Regions from separate parts of the Homo sapiens genome. Here region 1 is linked to region 2. Evidence: read pairs that join two places in POLR2A ChIA-PET (ENCODE). Cell type or tissue: Panc1. All regions are shown on one strand.

The links. Peaks named below come from ENCODE experiments on the same cell type or tissue, not always from the same donor. Only the 100,000 strongest peaks of a DNase experiment are listed, where the experiment ranks them.
Region 1: POLR2A ChIA-PET joins it to region 2 with 6 read pairs; 6 of 35 experiments call an interaction of 5 or more read pairs at or near these places.

What each region holds. Positions count from the first base shown.
Region 1 is chr5:172,827,649-172,830,148 of GRCh38, forward strand. No RefSeq gene overlaps it. Among named protein-coding and RNA genes, the nearest start is that of ERGIC1, 5.4 kb to the right of the region's middle. In Panc1, no CTCF peak of the experiment used is centred here; no DNase peak of the experiment used is centred here; H3K27ac peaks cover 1,806 bases.
Region 2 is chr5:172,730,126-172,732,625 of GRCh38, forward strand. No RefSeq gene overlaps it. Among named protein-coding and RNA genes, the nearest start is that of DUSP1, 40 kb to the right of the region's middle. In Panc1, no CTCF peak of the experiment used is centred here; a DNase peak (open chromatin) is centred at 1,441; H3K27ac peaks cover 979 bases.

The sequences.
Region 1 (2,500 bases), 98 kb after region 2:
TCCCCAGTCTGTGGTATTCTGTATAGCAACAGAAAATGGACTAAGACCTTGTGTATTGTTTTAAAGTTTTAAATTTTGGGTAACGTGTTTTGCAGCAATAGATAACTAATGTACCCAGCCTGCTTCTCTCCCCTTGACTAACTTCTTCATCAGGTCTCAGCTCAGACTCTTCCTCCTCCCAGAAGCTTTCCTGACTCTGTCCAAGACACCTGATGGTTTAGCCTCCCAATACCTCCTTCTCTGGCTGCACTGCCCAGACTCTTCTTTAGGGAACCACTCTTCTTCCATCTGAGTCTGTGTGTGTAGGATGAGGGTGACTCCACCCCAGGTTTGAGGGCCTGGCTGCCAGCCTAGGCCTGGCCAATCAGCACTCTCCAAACCCCTGGAGCCACTGTTTAGGCTGTGACCTAAGCCAGACCCTTGGGGGTCAGCCCAGGAGCCTTTCAGGAGGTACGGGGGAAGTGGTAATCTTTATCTCCTGGCATTGCTGAGTGGGAAAATATCAGCCTGGAGCTACAGGCACACATTTTGCCAGCACAAGGGGAAGCCTGCCTCAAGACGAGGCCAGAGGAAAACAAAGAAGAACCTGGGGATGGGAAGAGACAGATTCCTGATGCAATTGTTGAAGTGCCTGTATCCAACTGTGCCTGAAATCCAAATCTACCTCTGGACTTTTGGACTTTAATTTTTCTTTTTTCTTTCTTTCTCCCTCCCTCCCTTTCTTCCTTCCTTCCCTCCTTCCTTCCTTTTTTCTTTTTTTTTTTTGAGTGCCATAGACAGTGTGTGTTGCTTTTAGATGATTTCTGTCACTTTCAGCTGAAAGAGTTCAGACCAATTCATCCCCACGGGTGGAATCAGGGACTCCCTCTAGACTCCCAGATCCTCTGGTACCACCCTTGTCACTGCACTTATCACAAAAAACTGCACCAGAGATACGTGACCCTTTCCCTGTCCCTGATTTTTTTGTGATGGTATCACACTTTTGCTTACCTCCTCCCTTCTTTTTTGAAATTTGAGGTATGTCAGGTTCATTTCTACATCCAGAGTATCTGCCTAAAAGAGGTATTCAGTGAATAATGGTATAATGAACAAATACAAGAAAGGATGAATGAATGAACACATGAGTGTCTTCTAGTTGGTCAAGAGACTTTAATAGAGTGAGAAAGGAGAGTTGTTTCTCCAGAGACCTACCTGCTATGAGATCTAAGTTACACTAAAGTCCTCTCTGAGCTGACAAAGGATTATTATTTTTAAATCTCTCTTCACCCAGACCACAGATGAACCGGCCGCACCCATGGGACACAAACCCATCTCCCATTACAGAAAAACAAATCTGACCCAGCCATTCTCTGCTTAAAACAACTTTTGGTGATGTTTTGGACGGGAGTGGGTGGAAGGGAGTGAACATTTGGATTCAGAGAACATTCGGTGTTATAGAACATTCATTTGTTTATTGACTGACTCATTAGACAAGCAATGAATTAGCACCTACTATGTGTGGGCACTATACATGTTACTCCATCCTCACAGCAAGCTCTGTCTTAGGCCAATGTATTTGTTATCTGCTACTGCATAACCAATTACCCTAAACCTAGGGGCTAAAGCAACAAACATTTGTTATCACACAGGAATCCAGGTGCAACTCAGCTGGCTGCCTGTGGCTCAGAGTCTCTCACGAGGTTGCAGTCAAGCTGGGGGCCAGGGCCGTGGTCATGTCAAGCCTCCACTGGAGCAGAAGGATCCATTTCCAAATTCATTCACAGGGTTGTTGTCAGGCCTTAGCTCAACCTTGTCCAATGTGTGGTCTGCAGGCTGCCTGTGGCCCCGGATGGCTTTGAATGCATCCCAGGACAGCTTTGAATCCAGCCCAACACAAATTCTTGAACTTTCTTAAAACATTATGAGATTTTTTGTGATTTGTTTTCCTCATCAGCTATTGTTTGTGTTACTGTTTTTTTGTTTGTTTGTTTTTTGAGATGGAGTTTTGCTCTTGTTGCCCAGGCTGGAGTGCAATGGCGCAATCTCAGCTCACTGCAACCTCCGCCTCCTGGGTTCAAGCCATTCTCCTGCCTCAGCCTCCCAAGTAGCTGGGATTACAGACACCCACCACTACACCCGGCTAATTTTTTGTATTTTTAGTAGAGACGGGGTTTCACCATGTTGGTCAGGCTGGTCTTGAAGTCCTGACCTCAGGTGCTCGGCCATGGCCTCCCAAAGTGCTGGGATTACAGGCGTGAGCCACCGCACCCAGCCCGTGTTACTGTATTTTATGTGTGGCCCAAGACAATTTTTCTATTTTTTTTTTTTTTTTTGAGACGGGGTCTCCCTCTGTCACCCAGGCTGGAGTGCAGTGGCTCCATCTCTGCTCACTGCAACCTCTGCTTCTCAGGTTCAAGCAATTCTCCTGCCTCAGCCTCCTGAGTAGCTGGGATTACAGGCATGCGCCACCATGCCTAGCTAATTGTTTTTGTTTTTAGTAGAGACGGGGTTTCAGCATGTT
Region 2 (2,500 bases):
AAACAATCCAGAAACGGTAGAACCAGGATCTGCACCCCAAAGCCTATGTTCTCTCGCTGTCACAGGCCTCTCGCTAAGCCCGACACGAGGGTCATCCATTCTGGCTCACGATCCCTTACCCATAATTCCAAAACCCTGAAAACCAAAAGATAGTTCATAAGTTTGGCCCCAAAGCTCATTTGGCATGACCCAGCTCCACCATTCACAAGCCATGAGGCCTTGAACAAGTAATGTCATCACTCTGAGCCCCACAGTCCTGTAAAATCTGAAACACGGGAGAGTCGCCGTGCTGTCCTCACCAGCAGCCAGGAGGCCTGAGTGACTGTGGGGGCCCAGGATTCTGCATTTAACAAGTCCTCGAGGGACTTCTGATGCACACTCTGTTTGGGCACCACTCTTTTAAGGCATCTACCTGACCATGCCACTTCCACGCTCTAAAGTCTTCTGTAGCTCCCTATTGCCTTCTGGATAAAGTCCAAGAGCCTTAGCATGGCCTGAACTAATGGGAAGCTACATACTGATAGTTTTTATTTTTTTCCACTTTGCACGTGCATGTTTTGATGCAGAAACAGTTGTGTGTTTGTTTATGGATGAAGATCCCCATTGGGTGTGTTAGGTGATAAAGGGTGTACAGTTAACCTTTGAATAACACAGGTTTGAACTGAATAAGTCCCCTCTTACATGGATGTTCTTCTGCCTCTCCCACCCCTGAGACACCAGGACCAACCCCTCCTCTGCCTCTCCCTCCTCCGGCTACTCACCGTGAGGAGGATAAGGATGAAGATCTTTATGATGATCCACTTCCGCTTAATGAACAGTAACTGTATTTTCTCTTCTTTATGATTTTCTTAAAAACATTTCCTTTTCTTTGGCTTACTTATTTTAAGCATATAGTATATACAACATATAACACACAAAATATGTGTTAACTGACCATTTATGTTATGGCTTCCAGTCAGCAGAAGGCTATCAGTCATTAAGTTTCAGGGAAGTCCAAAGTTATAGGTGGATTTTGACTGTGTCGGAGGTCAGCACCCGTAACCCCCATGTTGCTCAAGGGTCAACTGTATTTCCCTTTTTAAAACCTGAAAAACCCAGAATCCTGAAACCTCCAGTCTCAAGGGATTGTGGGCCCTTAGTATTCTAAGGCACCTGTTGTTTGCTAGGCACCAGGCTGAGCACTTTGCACAGGTGATCGTGTTTCGTCCTAGCCGACCTAGGCAGACGCGCTGTTATCATCCCCACTGGACAGATGAGAACACTGAGGCTCCAGACAGTGAAGCAACTTGGCCAGTTCACACGGCGGTAACAGAATGAGCCTCGAACCGCCACCAGGAGCCACACACGTCGTTAGCATGTGCTCTGTCATTTTCTCCTGCCCTCGTCCCTGTCTGTCAGCCTGGCTGGGCACCAGGTAAACAGGTCCGAGGCATGAGTCACCTCCAGCAGCCTGTCACGGGGCTGGGAAAACAGGCTGGCCACCTCCTGTCAGCCAGGGCCACAAGGGGAGGGCTTTGAATGCTGGTTAGAGCCTTTCAATTTTATCCAGAAAGCAGTTGGGAGCCATGGAAGGGTTTAGAGCAGGGAAGTGTCGTGGTTATGTGGATGACCTAAAGGAGTGGTCCCCAATCCTGAGTGCACATCTGAATCCCCAGGAAGCTTGTTCAACACAGAGCGCTGGGCCCCACCCCAGAGTTTCTGATTCAGTCGTTCTGAGGTGGGGCCGGGGAATTTTCATTTCTAACAGGTTCCTGGGCAACACTGTTGCGGGTGGTGCGGTGACCACACTTTGAGAACCAATGTTCTAGAACAACACAGTGGGGGGAGGGTAGCAGGTGTGCCCGGACTTTCCACTGTAATAAGAGCCGTCATTTTGGGGTGCCAGGGATGTGCCACATTCATCACCCCCACAGCGCACACAGGATGAACTGAGCCTCAGTAAGGAGAAACTGCCTGTCCGGGGCCACACAGCTCAGAAGTGGTGGCCAGGGACTCCCATCTTGGGGACTGGGGTTCCAGAAGGATCCCCCCCTCCCACTGCCCTACCTCTTACCTGGTACCTGTGACAGCTTGGAGGATAGCACGGGTGGCCATCCTTAGTGAGCTGCACTGAACCGCTATGGACTAGGTCAAGGCACTCTGGAGTCGAGCAAACAGATGCGGGAACTGGCATCCCCGAGCTCTGGACCCCAGACCCACTCCTCCTCTGGGCTCCAGACCCACTCCTCCTCTGGGCCCCAGACCCACTCCTCCTCTGGGCCCCCAGCTGTAAAGAGATTGTTCTGACTCCCCGTCACTCGGGCAGGGCGAGGAGCAGTTTCAAGCAGACCCAACTACAGATGCTGCAGAGGGAGGGAGGGGTCGTCAGAGCGAGCCTGGAGACCCCCATCCCTGGAGAAGCCTCTGCCTCCAATCCCCCAAATGGCTGCATCAGAGAAATCCAGGCCATTTCTCCCACAAGCCCTGCTCTCCAGCTGGATGGTGCCCTCAGCCTCCCCTC